Linked DNA regions of Homo sapiens: region 1 is linked to region 2. The links are chromatin contacts, found by Hi-C or POLR2A ChIA-PET in ENCODE. All regions are on one chromosome and are shown on one strand. The core of a region is the stretch at or near the end of the contact, and the rest is flanking DNA. Distances in the headings are between cores, read along the strand shown.

Region 1 (4,971 bases), core at 2,035-4,534, 830 kb before region 2:
ACCCCGCAGTCCTCGGCTTGGTTTTCAGGAGGTCTGCATTCCTAGCTGGGCTCGGCTCCCGCGGTTTCCGCTTGGAGCTCCAGCCCAGCTCTCTGAGTGCGACGGGGCGGGGCGGTCCCGGGAAGGCGACGCAGGATGCTCCCCGCCCCCCTGCCCGGCGGCCCCGCCCCGGGAGCCCGGGATGCGTGGGGAGGGAGGTCCCGCTCCGTGGACTCGTCATGCGCCTGGCATCTGGAGACTGGCTCACTCAATAACGCAGCCTGTGATGCGGACCACGTGCTGTGTGGGCTGCGCACCGCCGGCTGATTACAGGTTACCGCTCCCTCGGCTGTCACCCTGTGACTACCAGAATAAGGCAACGACGGTGGGTGCACTTCGCAAATATGCTCCCCCGAAGACCTCTTTTGAAACTATAAAGTGGATTAGTAATGACTACAACCAGGGATTTGCAAATGCAGTTAAAACTGTGTAATGGATTTCTTTAAAGAGTAGTTTAACAGTAAGAATTCTACCCGATTACTTTATATTATAGTATATTACAAACTTCAAAATTAGAATAGATTTGAAGCTATTGAATACAATATAAATTCATGAGTCTATACTGCTGTAAATAAATGAATGAATAAATAGAGGGGTTAAGCCACTCTTTCATATAGAAGGCCAACTAATAAATATTGAATGATAAGAGTTAGAGAAAATAATTATAAAAAATTTTAAAATAAATGAAAAGCCGTACACCAACCACATTAAAGGCTCTGAACCCTGAACTTGGGGTGTGAGTGAAGGAGGTAGTGTTGGTCACTGTTTGAGGAACACAGACCTCAGGACAGGTTGGACAGTGCTGTGTCGAGTCATGACAAATGATGGCCAGTGGCATGAAAAAGGTGAACTCATCCATACAGCTTTGTACCCCACCAGGCAGCCAAGGCAGTTAGGGCCCTCTGATGTACCTTTCAAGGTACTCCTCACAGCTACCTTATTTTTTTTGTCTTTTATTTCTGTCAAAAATCTAGTGAAATAAGAGCCCTTCCAACTTTAAGATTCTAACATTTCCAGAGCAGAAGACCCTGTCCTTATAATTTTTTTTTTTTTTTGAGGTGGGATTCTCGCTATGTGGCCCAGGCTGGAGTGCAGTCACGTGATCTCAGCTCACTGCAACCTCCACCTCCCAGGTTCAAGCAATACTCCTGCCTCAGCTTCCCGAGTAGCTGCGATTACAGGCATGCACCACCACACCTAGCTAATTTTTGTATTTTTAGTAGAGACAGGGTTTCACCATGTTGGCCAGGCTGGTCTCGAACTCCTGACCTGAAGTGATCCACCCACCTCAGCCTCCCAAAGTGCTGGGATTACAGGCATGAGCCATGCACCCGGACTTAGAATTCTTCTTGATATATAGCTTATATATCCCTTTTTGTTGTTGTTGTTGATCATTAGTATTGTCATTCCTTTTTAAAAATAGACTAAAAGCTCATCTAGGTTTCACTGACATTAATTTCTCCTGTGACAAAAACAGCACAGGGTGACTAATTTGGGCCACACCCCATAGGGATGGGCCCTGGGCCCCACAGCTTCCAGAGTTAGGCAGCTCAATGATGCCTATCTCTGAATGTATTTCTGTGCTCCTGATGAGTACAGATGAGTAATCACATGGTTATAAAACAAATTTTCTGGCCAGGCATGGTGGCTCATGCCTGTAATCCCACCACTTTGGGAGGCCGAGGCAAGTGGATCACCTGAGCTCAGGAGTTCCAGACCAGCCTGGGCAACATGGTGAAACCCTGTCTCTACTAAAAATACAAACATTAGCTGTGTGCGGTGGTGCTTGCCTGTAATCCCAGCTACTCGGGAGGCTTCAGGCAGGATTATCGCTTGAACCTGGAAGGTGGAGGTTGCAGTGAGCTGAGATCACACCACTGCACTCCTGCCTGGGCAATAGTGAGACCCTGTCTCAAAAAAAAAAAAAAATTTTTTTCGCAAGATTCTTCTGCTGTAAGTCAGGTGGAAAAAGGCTCCTTTCCTTAGAGTGAAGGCAAACAATGTAGTTCCACTGCTGTGCTGTGGCCATCACAATCCCTGAGGGTGTCCTTCCTGCCAGTGTGGTTCTCAAATCATCTGCATCTGAAACTCCTGGGAATGCCTATTAAATATATGAAATCCTGGGCTCTTCCCCCACCCCGGCGAATCAGAATTTCTTGGCTTCAAACCTGAGAATCTGCATTTTAATCAGATTCTCTAGTTGATGTTTAGGTTATGGGTAGCCTAAACTACCCACATTCTGCACTATTCAGTCTCCTGGCTACTCAAAATGTGGTTGCCAAAGCAGCAGCAGCACATCCACTGGAAGCTTGTTAGAAAAGCAGAATCTCAGCCTCATCCTGGACTTCCTAAACCAGAATCTTCATTTTAATAAAACCCACACTGACTCATTATGTACATTAAAAGGTGAGAATTACTGCTCTGGATCTTATTTCTCAAGCCCTGGTTATTATTTGTACATTACTTATATAATATTTTTTAACCTGCCATAGATATATTATGTTTACTTAATTTAAAAGAAGTAGATTTACTTTAACCTTAAATTCAGCCTCACTATAAATGAAAATAGCCATGGGATTAGGAGTTGATGTGCTAGTTTACTTTTTATAGCACATTAAAATATAAGCATAATTATTAAAATAAAAACGCTTTCTTGTCTAACACACAGTCATCTCACAAACCACACGTGGTAGGAGGGTACTGTGGGCTGATGCTGGCACTGAATGTCAGCATACCCTCCACAGTACCTGAAGAGTTAACCCAAACCCTCACTCCTATTACAGATGAGAAAAGTAAGAACCTGGGAAGAGAGCTGTGTTGCCAAAGTCAGCACAGCTATTTATGGCAGACTCAGGACCCAAATCACGAAAGTATTTCTCTGATAGGTGCTTATTCCTTCATAGATCTCCTCCTGTCTAGGCTGGGAGGAAAGTTGTTTGCGCTTTCTTCTGTTTGAAAGGCCTAATGTTGCTGAATAACTTGTCATCTGTAGTTTTCCTATTCAATTAGGTAATTCTCCTGTTTTCCTTTGTCATGGATATCTGTCATTCAGCAGGAGGCCACATATTTGAAAAACCTCACCACATATTGATAATTTCCTGCCTTATCAGTCCATGCCTTCCCAAAGTAGGATCCAGAAGACTCACACCCCCAGATTCCCTTGGAGCAGGGTGAAGGCATGTGATTTACACTGGCCAATCAGATGTGCCAAACAAGAATGAGCTGGGAAGTGAGCAACGTGTGCAGGCTGCTGCCCACCAGGAAATCCATGTTATAATAGGGATTTTGAGTCTTCTGCATTGTCAGTGGCAGAGTTCTGGCACCCAGTCCTACATGTGACAGGAGCTGAGCTGTGGTGGCAGCAGGAGAAAGCCTCATAGTGTTACTGTGCATTAGTACTGCTGTAAGGCTTTAGATTTCTTCTGCTGTACTCTCCTGGATTTCTCTACCAGCTACCCCGTTCCTTAAGAAATTCCTTTTTGGCTTAGTCAGAGTGGGTTCTAATTGGAACTAACAACTTTAACCAGTACATCTTCTTAATAGCATGGTCTTCTACAGAGACATTCCTAATGCAATTTGAACCTCGGTTTCCTCACCTGAACAGTCAGGTTGGTGAAATAGAAGTTGTCTGACAAGTCTTCCAGAAATAAAATTGCATGACTGGTTATGGATCACAACTATTTTCATATAGGCTTTAGTAAGAGTCCGTATAATTTCCGCAGCCTCATCTTCACTACTGATTTACCAAAAATTAAATTTTAAGAACTAAATATTTTACACTAATTATTTTGAATTAGAAAAATTTACATCACTTAAGAGCATTAGATCTTTGAAACCTAAAACTGCATAGCAGAAGGGATATTATTTGAGGGCCCAATTCCTCATTTTGTAAGCATTCTCATAAAACAATTCTACAATATATAGAAACCATTCTCTAATACATAGCTTACACATATGCTTCAAATTAAGTACTTAATTTTTAAAACTTTAAAGTTTTCTTAATAATTGTAAAATTATCACTTATTTTGAATTTCAAATTAACTATTTCCAGAATCAAGAAAACTAGCACTAGTTCTCACTTCCAATTCTATCTACCACTCTGTCACGCCTTTTCAGAATGTGTTGGGAGAATATTATTTTGCCTGTGTGTGCCATGATAACTGTGTAATAAAAGGCTTCAAGTTATGCTATTACCCCCAGCTTTTCTAAATGATGCATGGGTATGTAATTCCTTAAGGGATAATGCTATGAGTTACAACCATTCCAATCTGGCATCAAAAGAAGAAATAAGCAATTACGTTTGTTCAACACCTTATAAAAGTAAAAAATATGAGAACGGAAGGGGTGAAGAATCAAACCCTGGAGAACTCACATTTAGGAAACTGGCAAAGGAAAGTGAGTCAGAAAAGCATGGTGAGAAAGAGAAACAGCAGACATAAGAATGGAAATGGGAGAGGATGGTGTTTTTAAAGCCAAAAAAAGAATTTCATGTTTGCTGTTAAATACTAAAGCAATAAACATATAGCTAAATCATCTCCACTTCCCAGTTATGCCCTGCCCCTCCCAGCTCTTAAGACAGAACAGGGTTTGTGGGGAGATGTTCAAATTCTTTATAACTATCCCATCTCAGAAAAATAGGGTAACTTCTACGTTAAAAAAAAGAAACATGGAAAGGGTCTGATTCTTATGATTACGTTCAAGAAAAAACTGGGTGTGGTTTTCCACAATGTACTAAACCTTCAAAAGTTTAGATAATAGCAAGTGTGGGAACATTTACAAATAACTCACTAAATCTCACTGGGTGGGTGTTTTGCTAATGAGGTGTATCATTTTTAGTGGCATAATTTAAGTGTATGCTAAATACAAGTCCTGATAACAATAAAAGTTAATCTTTTTTAGTTGAAGACTCTCTTTTATTTGGAGACCTGGAAA
Region 2 (5,009 bases), core at 2,147-4,646:
AAAAGTGTTGTTCTCTGATTTTTGAGTAATCACTGGTGCCAGTTGTAAATTAATCCACAAATAGTAAATTTTGATCACTAAGTACTGCTGTGGAAATTGACCAGTGACCTAAGGTTATAAGTTCCTTTTTTCAGAAATCAGCCGTGCGTGGTGGCTAGCCGGGCACGGTGGCTCATGCCTATAATCCCAGCACTTTGGGAGGCCAAGAAGGGCAGATCACTTGAAGTCAGGAGTTTGAGATCAGCCTGGCCAACATGGCAAAACCCCATCTCTATTAAAAATACAAAAATAAGCTGGATGTGGTGGTGCGTGCCCATAATCCCAGATATTCAGGAGGCTGAGGCATGAAAATCGCTTGAACCTGGGAGGTGGAGGTTGCAGTGAACTGAGATCACACCACTGCACTCTAGCCTGGCGACAGAGCAAGACTGTCCAAAAAAAAAGGAAAGGAAGGGGAAGGGGAAAGGGAGGAAAGGAAAGGGAAGGAAAGGAAAGGAGAAAGAAAGAAGAAAGGAAGAAGGAAGGAGAAAAGAAAAGTTTCATGTAGCCTGTGTCTTTTCACTGCATGGGAAATCAGTGTCCCCAGAAGAGCATTCCAAACGGTCCTGAGACAACCAACAGGAGAGGAGAATCCAAAGCTCTGTCAGGCATCAAGTCCAAATGATGAGGTAGAGATGGAAACCAGAAACCAAGCAATGACATTGGAGGCCCATCTGGTCTGGAGCATGACAGGATGAAGCAGGATGAACAGGTCAAGGCAAGAGGTTCAGGCTGGAGGCTGTGGACAGCAGGTCCTGGATGGTACCCAAGAAGTGCTGCCAGGATGGGAATAGAATCTAAAGGACACTCGTGAGCAAATCGGTTTCATCAGATTATCATCCTAACTCACTGACCATGACTGTTATGATGATCCAGTAACAAACAAAAATGTGTCCTCTTTTTCTCAGTCTGTTGTAAAAAGTCATTTCTGCTCTGGTTTTTTTCTTTTCTTTCTTTTTTGTTTAGAGACAAGGTCTTGCTGTGTCACCCAGGCTGGAGTGTAGTGGCATGATAATAGCTAACTGCAGCTTCAAACTCCTAGGCTCAGGGGATCCTCCCAAGTAGCTAGGACTGCAGGCATGCCATTTTGCTTCACTTAGTTCATTCAAAAAACACTTATTGGGAAGAGAATAGATGTAAAATGGTAGTAAGATGCTGCTTAATATATAAAAATGAATAAGACTTGAGACCTACTTTCAAGAAACATATGGTATAACTAACATGGGTAAGAAGAGAAATCTATAACTATAATAAGATGCATTAAATGAGGTCAGTGAACGATCACCGTTATTATGAGAGTGATGATGATGGTGAAAGGAGCTATAAAGAGTGAAATGAGTGTAATCACATTCAGATGAAGGGATGGTAAAATCAAAAGGAAAAAGAAGAAATCATGGGCAACATTTATCCTAAGTAATGAGGTAGGGTGGTGTAATGGCAAGACATGGGCTCACCTCTCAGATCGTACAATTTCCATGTGCCTCAGTGTAACCACTGAGTTCTTTGAACTTTAGAGTTTTTTTCTTTTTCTTTGGAAAATTAGCGAATACTACTAACCTACTGTAAGGATCAAGTGGAATAATGCATGTCAAGATCCCTGCACAATGCCTGGCTCATAGTAGCTGTTTTGTAAATGTTTATTTTCCTTCCAAATTAAGTCTACTTGCGTAACATGCTTCATTCCTTAATTGCCATTATCTGTTGTATTAACTATCTAACATATATAAAGACTTTTTAAAAAATATTCTGACTGGGAGCGGTGGCTCACACTTGTAATTCCAGCACTTTGGGAGGCCGAGGCAGGCAGATCACTTGAGGTCAGGAGTTCACGACCAGCCTGGGCAACGCAGTAAAACCCCATCTCTACTAAAGATACAAACATTAGCTAGGTGTGTTGGCTCAAGCCTGTAATCCCAGCTACTCAAGAGGCTGAGACATGAGAATCGCTTGAACCCGGGAGGTGGAGTGCGGTGAGCTGAGATCGCGCCAGTGTGCTCCAGCCTGAGTGATAGCATGAGACTCTGTGTCAAAAAAAAAAAAAAAAGTTCTTACCTCTTGTTAAGTATATCTGTTATGTAATTGATTGTATAACTTTTAGCTGTATCATTGCTCTTGTTCTATTAACCTTATGTCTAAAAAGCAAATGATGTACACTGTACTTTCCTGGCCAAAAAAAACCCCACAAAAAACAAATAAGAGAACCATTGTGAAAGTGGTTTTCAAACTATCAAGTGTAGGAAATGGTATTATCATAATGTGTACCTTATCTTATGTTCCCTCATTTAGAAAGAAATCCCTGCCCTCTACCCTTTGAGTGGGAGACACCTTTAGCAGATTTGAACTGGGTTTTTACCCTGGCATGTCTTTAGGCAAGTTTTGTAGTGACTGCAGGCTATTTCTTTGGAATATTTAGGGTCTGCTTGAGGCTGGCTTGGAACTTGGCCAGTGCTTTCCATAGAGGTGCAACACTGTACATGTAAAAAGAAAATAGATCAGAATCTCCTGTAGCTGTGCTGTCTCGTTCCTCAGCTAAAGGTCATTCTTAATCCTTCTATAGCTCCCAGAATGCTGTATGCAGTGGTTTTTTAAATGCGCCAGGGAGGAAATGGCATCTATAAAGCAAAGCAGGAAACAACCTCTTCACAGGAGCAAGAGACCACAAATGTTCCAGAATTCCATTTAAAACACTGCAAAGATGAGTTCTAGGGAAACTTATGGTCATGTTTTTCCCATAGTTAAATTTTGGAACTATATTCCTGGGTAGGATTATGGCTGGGACTTTAACCATCAGCCTTCTGTAAAAGGGAATGAAGAAAGAGGCAAGTCCATGAACCAGTGTCACCACGGACGCAGAGGATGGTATTAACCATGGCTGGGGAGTTCCCACTAAACCCAGGGACCACCAAGCTGAGATCAATGTGAGACTAACTGCTTCTCAGAAACATAGAAATCAAAAGCAACACTGAGAATGTCACACTCAGACTGTTGTGAAGCACATGGCATTGAACACTGAGAATCCGTGGGCCTGACCTGCAGAGCTGACTCCTTTCCTTAGCAGCCCCATTTCTCAGGAGGAGCAGCAAACCCCCACCTCCAGTAGAAGCCAACCAAGTCCATTTCCCATAGCCACTGGCAGCCCCTTAATCACTGAGTATTTTCCACAGGCTGGACTACATAGAACTTACCCATTCAGAGAAGGGGTTATTTCAAAACTAAAAGTAAATTTGTTCTCTGAATATGATCTCATTTCCACATTTCCTAAGCTTACCAGCAGCTTGAGTTTCCTTTTTTCTATTCATAGCAGTTCCTTCATCTACTTTTGACTCAACCCTTATCAAAGCAGGTATAGTTCCCTCAGACATTTGTCTGGAAAAACCATGTAAGTGACTCAACAACAAACAACTAAGGAAGCATGAGCACTGCTGTATCATCTTTTTGGTTTAGTATCCTTTATTTTCTAGAAGTGATGCTTTTGTATCTAGCTTCTTTGTATGTATTAGCTAATAGAACAAAAACAGAAAAATATTTACATATATATATTTTACACAAATATATATGTATATATATAAAATGTGTTGGCCAACACCCTTATAATTTACTGCATAAGTTGTACACATTAAAAGAAAAAAAAGATAGCAATGTCTCCTTTAAAAGTTATGCCAAAATTAAAACCCATGCCACTTGAAAAGGTTAAAGCATACTATTTCTAACACCTATTAAACTTCTTTGCTTTCTTAAAACATTCTGTACAGATACTGCCTAACTGTGGAAATCAGTACATCCTTTTCCTCTTTTTAGCCCCTAAAATAAAACTAGCTCCCTCAAGCCAAAAAAAAAAAAGAGGTAGGTTTTGTTTTGATTTCTTCTTATGTGGTATCTCAGCTCATGCTGAGGAAGTGGCTGCAAACGTGTTCACTGTGCCCACACTGTGGTTCCCCAGGCTTGGGGCTGGGGGATGAAGTTTTGTGAAACTTGGTTTAGCCTGGGCTTATTTTGGTGCCTGAGCCCAAATATTTCTTGCCTCTTTCTGCTCCTACTCTCATGCCACTTTTCATTCTTTATTTCTTTTCTTTCTTTTTTTTTTTTTTTCTTTTTTTGGAGACAGAGTTTTGCTCTGTCACCCAGGCTGGAGTGCAGTGGCATGATGTCGGATCACTGCAACCTCCACTTCCTGAGTTCAAGCGATCCTCCTGCCTACAGGTGCATGCCACCATGCCTGGCTAATTTTTTTGTATTTTTAGTAGAGCTGGGGTTTCACCATGTTGGCCAGGCTGGTCTCAAACACCTGACCTCAGGTGATCCTCCCACCTCAGCCTCCCAAGTAGCTGGAATTACAGGTGTGTGCCACCATGCCCAGTTTTGTTTTGTTTTGTTTTGTTTTTTTGAGGGAGCAGGTCTCGCTATGTTGCCAAGGCTGGTCTTGAACTCCTGGCCTCAGCCTCCCAAAGTGTTGGGATTGCAGGCGTGAGCCACCATGCCCAGCCTCACACCACATCTTGATGTGGGCCTTAGCTTATTTTTATGTAGCTGTTAGCCCACTTTTGTACTTGCCTTCTCAGCTTCCCTCAAGGGGCCTAGAAGGCATCAAAGTCAAGACAACTCTAAAAGTTTATTTTGACAAATAGTCTAAAGCCATGACTATCTGTTGTAGAAATATCTGGTCACTTTAGCAAAAACACAAAGCAAATATACATTGGCTGTAGATCTCACATGAATTTTATCATTTCTTGCCATTAAGCTTATGCTATAGAAGCCTGCCAGTTGGGGACAAGCTGTGAAATTTGGGTTTTATAAGCAGATATACCAGGAAGGTACAGGTGATACTGTTCTTTTTAGTTCTTGTGATTGTCCTTTGGGCCAGTAGCAAAGAAGCCATCCTGGCAGAGGAGCTGACTTTGAGGTCTGCAGACACCCAAGGGGCTCTTGGATAGAATTCCAAGGTTCTATAAACTTGGATGGGGAAAGACCCA

What was found. A loop is a pair of places that touch in the nucleus more often than their neighbours do. ChIA-PET counts read pairs that join two places held with the same protein, here RNA polymerase II (POLR2A). Pooled maps may share reads with other maps.
Region 1: a loop to region 2 is called in a pooled map, with 5 times the contacts of the local background. The contact joins two enhancer-like sites. A Hi-C loop is called at or near these places in 1 of 37 single-sample maps with no recorded cell type and 9 of 50 pooled maps. POLR2A ChIA-PET finds 5 or more read pairs at or near these places in 1 of 52 experiments (T-cell).

The regions. Positions count from the first base shown.
Region 1 is chr5:96,697,929-96,702,899 of GRCh38, reverse strand. All of the region lies in intron 3 of CAST (calpastatin), which reads right to left. Among named protein-coding and RNA genes, the nearest start is that of CAST, 38 kb to the right of the region's middle. RefSeq lists a silencer at 95-224. Within about 2 kb of position 3,284, at least 2 of the 41 ENCODE cell types and tissues checked have a DNase peak (open chromatin) inside an H3K27ac peak, as active enhancers do.
Region 2 is chr5:95,868,563-95,873,571 of GRCh38, reverse strand. The region is part of intron 1 of LOC105379091 (a long non-coding RNA gene); the gene reads right to left. Among named protein-coding and RNA genes, the nearest start is that of LINC01554, 19 kb to the right of the region's middle. Within about 2 kb of position 3,396, at least 7 of the 41 ENCODE cell types and tissues checked have a DNase peak (open chromatin) inside an H3K27ac peak, as active enhancers do.